Regions from separate parts of the Homo sapiens genome. Here regions 1 and 3 are each linked to region 2. The links are chromatin contacts, found by Hi-C or POLR2A ChIA-PET in ENCODE. All regions are on one chromosome and are shown on one strand. Each heading gives the region's core, a stretch centred on a gene start or an enhancer-like site at or near the end of the contact. The rest is flanking DNA. Distances are from core to core; before and after follow the strand shown.

Region 1 (3,455 bases), core at 539-3,038, 220 kb after region 2:
GTCTTGGCTTACTGCAAACTCCACCTCCCAAGTTCAAGCGATTCTCCTGCCTCAGCCTCCCAAGTAGCTGGAACTAGAGGTGCATGCCACCATGCCCAGCTAATTTTTGTACTTTTAGTAGAGACGGAGTTTCAGCATGTTGGCCAGGATGGTCTCGATCTCTTGACCTCGTGATCTGCCTGCCTCGGCCTCCCAAAGTGCTGGGATTATAGGTGTGAGCCACCATGCCTGGCCCACAGTGATGATTATGAATAGCTATTCATTATTTGAAAATGAATAGTATCTGAAGTATCTGAGACAGGTCTCCATCAAATTAGAAATTCATTTTGCCAAGGTTTAGGACATGCCTGGAAGAAATAAACACAGGGCCAGGTGCAGTAGTTTACACCTGTAATCCCAGCGTTTTGGGAGGCCAAGGCGAGCAGATAACCCGAGGTCAGGAGTTTGAGACCAGCCTGGCCAACATGGTGAAACCCCATCTCTACTAAAAATACAAAAATTAGCCGGGCGCGGTCGTGGGCACCTGTAATCCCAGCTACTAAGGAGGCTGAGGCAGGAGAATCGCTGTGCACCACTGCACTCCAGCCTGGGCAACAGAGGGACAGAAAGAGACAGAGAGACAGAGAGAGACAGAGGGAGGCAGGGAGGGAGAGAGGGAGGAGTGGGGCAGGGAGGGAGGGAAAGGAAAGGAAAGGAAGGAAAGAAAAGAAAAAGAGAAAAAGAACGAAACATAGAATCACGGACACAGTTCATAATCTGTGTCTTTCTCCAAAAATTATTTTGAGGGCTTCAGTATTTAAAGGGGAAAAGTGGGCTGGAGGGCAAATGGGAGAGTAATGTGTCCATGTGTAATAAAATCCATATATGTAATGTATCCCAAATGTATCCATATGTAATTCACATATTCCTACAGAAAAGGAGCAGGTAGGGGGATAGTCAATTATGTATTCGTCTGGCGCCCAGTAAATGGTCACTTTCCATAAGATAAAGTGAACACAGGGTAGGTACCTATGGAGCTTTTTTTTTTTTTTTTGAGATGGAGTCTCGCTCTGGCGCCCAAGCTGGAGGGCAGTGGCAGGATCTCGGCTCACTGCAAGCTCCGCCTCCCGGGTTCAGGCCATTCTCCTGCTTCAGCCTCCCCAGTAGCTGAGACTACAGGCGCCTGCAAACACGCCCAGCTAATTTTTTTTTTTTGTATTTTTTTTTTGTATTTTTAGTAGAGACGGGGTTTCACTGCGTTAGCCAGGACGGTCTCCATCTCCTGACCTCGTGATCTGCCCGTCTCGGCCTCCCAAAGTGCTGAGATTACAGGCGTGAGCCACCGCACCCGGCAGATTTTTTTTTTTTTTTTCTTTGAGATGGAGTCTAGCTCTGTCACCAGGCTGAAGTGCAGTGGCGCAATCTCGGCTCACTGCAACCTCCGCCTCCTGGGTTCAAGCGATTCTCCTGCCTCAGCCTTCTGAGTAGCTGGGACTACAGGCATGTGCCACCAGGCCCAGCTAATTTTTTTTTTTTTTTCATGGAGATGGGGTCTCAGGCTTTTGTCTCGAACCCCTGGGCCAAGTGATCCTCCAACCTCAGCCTCCTGAGCAGCTAGTTCTTTTCTAGTGTAATATATTATCTTACGGAATATATTCCATTGTCTGCATGGACCCCAGTTGGTTTATTCACCCATCTACTTAGTGACATCTTGGTTATTTCAAAGCTGACATGGTAGGTATTACTGGTCGCCTTACAGGGGAACAGCAGGACATCTGTAGTGTGTGGTGAACACTAGAGGGAGCAAGAACCCCCTTTCTCTATCAGGTGGGTGTTACCCATTTCCCAGCTGCACTAATCTGTCGTTCCTTGTAGAGGCCTGATCTGGTGTTTGCCCTGAATGAGAGATGATCTGGAAACCATTTGTGGGAAAATTAAGTTAGACATCCTTCCATTGAAATAAAATGCAGGGGCCGGGCACAGTGGCTCACGCCTGTAATCCCAGCACTTTGGGAGGCCAAGTCGGGCTGATCACCTGAGGTCAGGAGTTCGAGACCAGCCAGGCCAACATGACTAATTTTTTTGTATTTTCAGTAGAGACGGGGTTTCACCGTGTTAGCCAGGATGGTCTTAATCTCCTGACCTTGTGATCCGCCCGCCTCGGCCTCTCAAAGTGCTGGGATTACAGGCGTGAGCCACCGTGCCCAGCCTTGCAGCAAATAATTACATGAAAAAATAATTAATTTAAATTCTGGCAAGTTCTTTGAATCAAAACCAGGGAGAGGTGCTCTGCTCTAATAACCCAGCTCTTGTGGATGTTATTCATGCTAAAACTTGTAGGATTTTCCATTGCTTGAGTTCTGCTGTAGTGTTATTGCTTATCAGTGTAGGATCTGTGCTCTGTGGATTGGTTTAAACTTTACTCGTGGGACAGCTGGCTTTGAAAAGTTTTCATCATCCCCTGCAGGGACTGCACTGGTCTTTGTTGAGGCACATCTAATGTTGATAGCTCTGTTTCCTCCCAGCTGGGGCTCCAATCTGTGACCTTGCTTAGGTAGTGATGCTCTGAAAAGTCTCCCTATTTCTTCTGAGAACAGTTAGATATTGGGTGTAGGCTTTTGAAATAATATGATAGGCCTCACTCTGTAGGGGTTTTTACAAAAGCCACTATAGGCTGGACGTGGTGGCTCACACTGTAATCCCAGCACATTGGGAGGCTGAGATGGGAGGATTGCTTGAGACGAGGAGTTTGAGACCAGGAGTTTAAGACCAGCCTGGTCAACATAGTGACACCTCCATCTCTTTAAAATTGTTGTTTAATTATATAAAAGCCACTGTAGAGTTTGAATGCTTTCAAAATATCAAGAGGATGACCACAATGAAGTAAACTGTCACGGTGGGGCACAGTGCCTCATGCCTGTAATCCCAGCACTTTGGGAGGCTAATGTGGATGGATCCCTTGAGCTATGAGTTTGAGACTGACCTGGGCAACATAGGGAGACCCCATCTCTACTAAAAATATGAAAAATTTAGTAAAAACCCTGTCTCTACTAAAAATACAAAAATTAGCCAGATGTGCTGGCATGTGCCTGTAGTCCCAGATACTGGGGAGGCTGAGGTGAGAGAATCACTTGAACCTGGGAGGCAGAGGTTGCAATGAGCTGAGATCATGCCACTGAACTCCAGCCTGGGCAACAGAGCAAGACTCCCTCTCAATAAATAAATAAATAAATAAACAAATAAATAAATAAATACTAAAATAAAATATAGCCAGGGCACAGTGGCTCGCACCTGTAATCCCAGCACTTTGGGAGGCCGAGGTGGGCAGATCATGAGGTCAGGCGTTCGAGACCAGCCTGGCCAACATGGTGAAACCCCATCTCTACTAAAGATACAAAAAGTTAGGCATGGTGGTGGGTGTCTGTAATCCCAGTTACTCCGGAGGCTGAGGCAGGAGAATCGCTTGAACCTGGGAG
Region 2 (3,480 bases), core at 157-2,656:
GGAGTTTGAGACCAGCCTGGACAACACAGCAAGACCCTGTCTCTATAAAAAATAAAATAAAAATAATTAGCTGGGCATAGTTGCGCACGTCTGTGGTTCCAGCTACTCGGGACGCTGAGGCGGGAGGATCGTTTGAGCCCAGGTGCTTGTTGAATTGAGCTATGAGTGCACTACTGCACCCCAGCCTGGGCAACAGAGTAAGGACCCAGTTTCTAAGAAAAGAAGATTCATTAGCTAGACGCGGTGGCTCACACCTGTAATTCCAACACTTTGGGAGGCCAAGACGGGCGGATCACTTGAGGCCAGGCGTTCGAGACCAGCCTGGCCAATATGGTGAAACCCCGTCTACTAAAAATACAAAATTAGCTGGGCGTGGTGGCTCACACTTGTAATCCCAGCTATTCGGGAGGCTGAGGCAGGAGAATTGGTTGAACCGGGGAGGCGGAGGTTGCAGTGAGCCAAGATCGCGCTACTGCACTCCAGCCTGGGTGACAGAGTGAGTACCCCGCCTCAAAAAAAAGAAAAGAAAAAAGATTCATGATCTGCTAAAGTTGAAGAAGTGGGGGAAAACATTGGAGTGTTAGCGGCGTCAAGATCGGGCGTGAGCAGAAAGGGCACAGCATTTGCAAAGGCGTGGAGGAGTGATTTTATTGCGTTCTATCCCTAGGAAGCAATGACTTGGCCTCTACCATTTGCAGAGCGCATTGGGACCCTGCTCCCAGAGCTGGTTTGCAGTCTGGGAACTGAGATGCGCTCTGGGACTTGTAGTTTTCCCCAGTGCCAGGAAACTCAAAAATCGAGACATCGGATCCCACCACGAGGTGTCGCCCTTGAGCGAGTACGGTGGGATCTATCCTATACTTCAGAAGGCTGTTGCAGACATCCAACAATCACAAGGAAGAACGGGAGTTTTTCTGATTGACAGATATGGTTCTCAATGATAGTCAAGATTCGGATGTTAAAGCCCGCCCTCTTTTGCCTGGTTGGCTGGAGCAACGAAGTGATATTTATATGAACCAATGGGAAATTCTTAGGGAACGAGGTAGTAGCTCAATCCCCAACACCATTGGTCCACATTGTCTACTGGCACGTCTGCCTGCCAATAAGATGGTGGAACTTCGCCAATGGGCAGAGCCAACGTGCCTTTTTCGGAAACACCCCCTTCCTCTCTTGACAACTTGCTTTCTGCCGCTATTGGCTGTTGCACAACAGTGACGGTTCTTTTGTCCAATAAGTCAGCAAGACGGTCCCCAGGGGGAAGGTTTACTCAACCATAGGCCCGTGCCTAGTTTTTATTGGCTAGTGTATCCGAGTGGCGGTGCAGCAGGCCAGTCGCGTGCGGCGCGAGTGCTTTGGGCGCAGCCCCCGGGGCCGGGGCGGGAGGTCGCTCGGGTCGGGTGTCGCCTGAGAACCGGATGAGGCGGCGACCGTGAGGCCGAGCCGGGAGCGGGCGTCTTGCCGAGGCCCGGGCGGGCGGGGAGCAACGGCTACAGACGCCGCGGGGCCAGGTCGTTGAGGGTCGGCGGCGGGCGAGGAGCGCAGGGCGCTCGGGCCGGGGGCCGCCGGCGCCATGGGCAACCGCGGGATGGAAGAGCTGATCCCGCTGGTCAACAAACTGCAGGACGCCTTCAGCTCCATCGGCCAGAGCTGCCACCTGGACCTGCCGCAGATCGCTGTAGTGGGCGGCCAGAGCGCCGGCAAGAGCTCGGTGCTGGAGAACTTCGTGGGCCGGTGAGCGGGCGCGGCAGGGATCGCGGGCGGGTGGCGGCCTAGGGCGCGGAGGGCGGACCGGGAATGGCGCGCCGTGCGCCGCCGGCGTAACTGCGGCGCTTGCGTGCCCGCGGCGGGGAACCGGACGGGGTCGGGGAGGCGGGCCCTGTGGGACGCCCTGGGCAGAGGACTCCCTGCAGGGGCTCCGGAGCAGGCCCGGGCCCCAGGGGCGGTGTCACGGGCCAGGGCGCCGTAGGACAGGAGGTGCGCTGGAACCCTGCGGTCCATCTGGTCCCAGCTTTCGTGGGTGAAGTCTGCCATCTGGTTGGCCGTGGGTCTGGGGTAGATCCCTCTTCTGCTCTTTCGGGCTGTCCATCAGAGGTGAAACCGGCCATCTAGATATCTATTGGGGCGACCGCTGCGGTCTGGCTGGCTTGTTCTTGTATCTGGAGCTGCCCCCGCCGTCTGGTTGGCTGTCTCTCTGTCCTGGGCAAGCCTCCCTGCCACCACCATTTGGTTGTCCATCTGTCCAGTCCCACCTGGCAGCCCCCTGCTGTCTGGCTAGCTGTCCAGGGTGACCTCTGCTGTCTGGCCGCCCATCCGTGCCCCTCACAGACTTTAACACTGAGCAGTCCCTCTGTTGGGTGACACCAGCTGGCCTCTACTGTCTGACTGGCTAGCTGACTCCTAGGGGACCCTGTTTGATTCTCTCTGGCTGACTCTTACAGCTTGATTCCTGGCTAGCGCTGGCTCCTCTCTTCCGTGTGAATTCTTCTGTCTGTCTGGCCATCTCCTAGTCTGCCCATGACTACCCCTGAGTGTCTGGCACAACGGCTCTGGAAAGGGGTGGTAGGAGGGTAGAGGGGAGAACAGAGCTGAAGGAGGAGGTTTGGACCCTACTTCCCCTCTCAGCTGGAAGGAGGACTCTGGGGGTACCTTACTTCAGGATTCCTTTCCGAGTGCTAGAACACAGGGGCCCGCCTCCCAGCTACAGCCTACAAATTGGGGGCCCTCCTTTGGAGCCTGGGAAGGGGCTTCTTGCGTGATCAGGCCTCAGTGGCTAGCGCTGGGATGTAGCCTTCTCTGGACAGCCTTGAGAAGCCGCGGTGTGCCCATCTGTCCAGTGGGCAAACTCCACTCTCTGGGGCTGTTTCCAGGATTCAGGAAGCAAATGAATGAGAACAGCCCGTGCAGCCACCTCTCCCTCCCACCAACCCCTCTTGCCTTTCTTGTCTCCCAGATGGGCGGCCACTTCTCCATTCCAGGAACTACTCATTTGTGGTGGTGTGGCTGCCAAATGATAACATCCTCCTCCTGTCATTATTGTCATTGTTATTGTTGTTATCATTGTCAAGGGATAATGTCCCTTCTTGATTCAACATCTTGAATCCCAAGTAAGGAGTGGGGTGGAGGCTGTGTTATCATCCCCACCTTAGCTGAGCTGGGAGGCTCAGAAGGGACTGTGATCACCCAAGGCCACTAGGCTGGCGTAAGGCCTTGTGTCTGCCATCCCAGAGCCTTGGGGCTTTGCTCCAAGCAGCACAAATCTCCTCTTTTGCTACCTTGTCTCTAGCTCATTGCCTTCTGTCTACCGTGGTGGAAAGGTGTGGACTTGCAGCCAGCTGGGCCTGGCCTGATCTCAGGCTGGACTGTGGTGTGGGCCCCTTTGAGTGACCATCTTCCTGCCTGCCCAGGCTTCTGGGACGGGGGTGGGGGGTGTTTGCAAAGCTCTGTCTCTTTCACTTGCCTTGTGACCTTGCACAGGTTGTC
Region 3 (3,183 bases), core at 72-2,571, 240 kb before region 2:
GTGGCAGTATGCGCCTATAGTCCCAGCTACCCGGGAGGCTGAAGCAGGAGAACTGCTTGAACCCAGGAGGCCGAGGTTGCAGTGAGCCGAGATTGTGCCACTGCACTCCAGCCTGGGCAACAGAGCAAGACTCCGTCTCCAAAAAAAAAAAAAAAAAAAAAAAATCAGGTGGATCTATGTTTATTGAAATGGCCAGAGATATTCACAGTCAGAACAGCAGGTTTCAAAATATTCTGTATTATATGATCCTACTGAAAAGTAACATGCAGAGAAAAGGCAGTTACCCATCCAGATATTCACAGTGTCTCCAGTGGTGGGATTAAGAAAGATCTGTGTCTTCAAACACTGCGGAAGGCCGCAGGGTCCTCTGCCTAGGAAAACCAGAGACCTTTGTTCATATGTTTATCTGCTAACCTTCTCTCCACTATTGTCCTATGACCCTGCCAAATCCCCCTCTCCGAGAAACACCCAAGAATGATCAATAAATACTAAAATAATTTTTTAAAAAAGAAAGATCTGTGTCTTGTGTAGTCTTTGACATTTTCTGAACATTTTGCAATGAGCATATATTACATTCATTGATGATCGATTGATTGGGACAGGGTCTCATTTGTCACCCAGACTGGAGTGTAGTGGTGCAATCACAGCTGACTGCAGTCTCGACCTCTCAGGCTCAAGCAATCCTCCTGCCTCAGCCTCCCAAATAGCTGACAGGCACCTGCCCCTGCCCCCAGCTACTTAAAAAAACTTTTTGTAAAGATGGGTTCTCACTATGTCGCCCAAGCTGGTCTCAAACTCCTGGGCTCAAGCGATCCTCCTGCCTCAGTGTTGGGATTACAGGCGTGAGTCACTGCACCCAGTCTATATTACTTTTATAATCAGAAAGTTATTTTATAATCAGGGGAAATGAAAAACATCTGGTATTTATTATCTGGGAGGCACAAAAACGTGGTGGATAAGCACACAGATTCTAGATTCAGCTTTCCTGGATTTTGGCTCCAACTCAGCCAAGTTAATGGCTGGGTTAGTCTGGGCAGGTTACTGGCCAAGGGGGGAAACCATGCCTCAGTTTCCCCCATTGTAAAATCCAAATAACAATAGCTTAGGTTTACCGAGAGGTTGTTATGTGACAAGCACTGTTTGTTTTACGTAAATCATCGAGGTAAATGCTCACAACAGCCCTATTAAGTAAGTACTATTATTATAAAAAGGGTCACAGGCATAGGCAGGGAAGGAGGTAGGGCTGGGAGTCGGAGCCCGTGAGCGCCCCCTAGAGTAGGGCTAAGGGGCGGGGGGGCGGGCTACAGCAGAATAGGGACCCAGCGCACTCGCAGAACGAGGGGGGAGGCGAGGCGAGAACGAGCGGGAGTTTTTTTCCCGACTACGATTGGCTGGTGTAATTGTCATCACTTGAAAAGGCAGCCAATGAGAGGCGCGGTCGCCTCGCTGGTGGAAGCCGAGAGCTGAGCGAAGTGAGGCGTGCGGAGCCAAAGGCGCTAGAGCGATAGCGGGAGCCCCGGACCCCGAAGCGGTTGAGGGGATCCAGGCCTCACAACGTCTTGAGAGTGGCCCCAGCGTCGTTCCTAGTCTCTTCGGCAGACCCCAGCGTCGTCCTTCTTTTCCTGAGAATATCCTGACACCAGTCGCCCGTTCCAGAAGGGGACACTTGGCGTCATCCCTTTTTTTCTGAGTGACCCCAGAGTCGTCCTCACTTCCTGAGGGGGATCCTGGCGTCATCCGCCCTTCTTGAGGGGACCCTGCTGTCACTACCCTGTCCTGATGGCCAGCACCGCATTGTCCTTTCTTCCCGCGGGAAACCCGGACATCATCCCCTCTTTCTGGCGGGGACCCCCATGCCATTATCCCCTCCTGAGGAGACCCCAGAGCCAGAGCCGTCCCCCCTTCCTCAAGGCTCCCCAGCGTTGTTTCTTCTTCCCGAGAAGGGGCCTGGTGCTGTTCCCCGTTTCCAGAGTGTTTCCTATCGTTGTCCTCCCCACACTCAGAAGGCATCTGTCATCCCCCCTTTTTCTGAGATCAGTCCCTTCCTCCTTTCCAGTTTAAGGCCGACCCCTGCAAACGCTTCTGTGGCACCCATAGATAGAAGGCCCAAAGACCCCCCTGTGCTCCCTTGCCCCCAATTGAGCAGACGGGAAGGCAAAAGACTCAGCTCACCCCATGAAGATGGGAAGAAACCGAAACTAGCTGATGAAGGAACTCACTATGCCACATGAGAAATCATTTAGGGCCGGGCGCAGTGGCTCACGCCCATAATCCCAGAACTTTGGGAGGCCGAGGTTATCATATAAGATCAGGAGTTCGAGACCAGCCTGGCCAACATGGTGAAAACCCGCCTCTACTAAAAAATACAAAAATTAGCCGGGAGTGGCGGTATGGGCCTGTAATCCCAGATACTCAGGAGGCTGAGGTAGGAGAATCGCTTGAACCCAGCAGGTGGAGGTTGCAGTGAGCCGAGATCACACCACTGCATTCCAGCCTGGGCAACAGAGTGAGACTCCATCTCAAAAAGAATAAATAAATAAAAAGAATTTGCCAGTCAACAACAATTTTTTTTTCTTGCCTCCCGGGTTCACGCCATTCTCCTGCCTCAGCCTCCCGAGTAGCTGGGACTATGGGTGCCTGCCACCACGCCCGGCTAATTTTTTGTATTTTTAGTAGAGACGGGGTTTCACCGTGTTAGCCAGGATGGTCTCGATCTCCTGACCTCGTGATCCGCCCACCTCGGCCTACCAAAGTGCTGGGATTACAGGTGTGAGCCACCGCGCCCGGTCAAATACAAAATTTTAAAACAACTTTTATATATACTCAGTTAAGGCAGACAAAACAAGTCTCTGATTATTTCATTCACTGAGGCAATATTAATTTTTGAGACACTTCCACACAGATTTACATTTTAAAAAAAATGTCAGGTGCGGTGGCTCACTCACACCTGTAATCCCAGCACTTTGGGAGGCTGAGGCGGGCGGATCACGAGGTCAGGAGATCGAGACCATCCCGGCTAAAATGGTGAAACCCCGTCTCTACTAAAAATACAAAAAATTAGCCGGGCGTAGTGGCGGGCGCCTGTAGTCCCAGCTACTTGGGAGGCTGAGGCAGGAGAATGGCGTGAACCCGGGAGGCGGAGCTTGCAGTGAGCCGAGATCGCGCCACTGCACTCCAGCCTGG

The links. A loop is a pair of places that touch in the nucleus more often than their neighbours do. ChIA-PET counts read pairs that join two places held with the same protein, here RNA polymerase II (POLR2A). Pooled maps may share reads with other maps.
Region 1: a pooled map shows a loop between it and region 2 (3-fold over the local background). The contact joins the enhancer-like site here to the promoter of DNM2 in region 2. A Hi-C loop is called at or near these places in 1 of 168 maps with a recorded cell type or tissue (endothelial cell of umbilical vein) and 4 of 50 pooled maps. POLR2A ChIA-PET finds 5 or more read pairs at or near these places in 5 of 52 experiments (HepG2, MCF 10A, Panc1 and 2 more).
Region 3: a loop to region 2 is called in a pooled map, with 4 times the contacts of the local background. The contact joins the enhancer-like site here to the promoter of DNM2 in region 2. A Hi-C loop is called at or near these places in 1 of 168 maps with a recorded cell type or tissue (natural killer cell) and 11 of 50 pooled maps. POLR2A ChIA-PET finds 5 or more read pairs at or near these places in 5 of 52 experiments (GM12878, HCT116, activated B cell and 2 more).

The regions. Positions count from the first base shown.
Region 1 is chr19:10,940,428-10,943,882 of GRCh38, forward strand. No RefSeq gene overlaps it. Among named protein-coding and RNA genes, the nearest start is that of TIMM29, 13 kb to the left of the region's middle. Within about 2 kb of position 1,789, at least 4 of the 41 ENCODE cell types and tissues checked have a DNase peak (open chromatin) inside an H3K27ac peak, as active enhancers do.
Region 2 is chr19:10,716,673-10,720,152 of GRCh38, forward strand. DNM2 (dynamin 2) reads left to right here and starts at 1,407. Exons shown (of 21, transcript NM_001005361.3): 1 at 1,407-1,731. The coding sequence starts at 1,571. MIR638 (microRNA 638) reads left to right here and starts at 1,732; the gene lies at 1,732-1,831. RefSeq lists enhancers at 486-675, 866-985, 2,426-2,565 and a silencer at 1,266-1,935.
Region 3 is chr19:10,477,755-10,480,937 of GRCh38, forward strand. No RefSeq gene overlaps it. Among named protein-coding and RNA genes, the nearest start is that of KEAP1, 24 kb to the right of the region's middle. RefSeq lists an enhancer at 1,489-1,558. Within about 2 kb of position 1,322, at least 6 of the 41 ENCODE cell types and tissues checked have a DNase peak (open chromatin) inside an H3K27ac peak, as active enhancers do.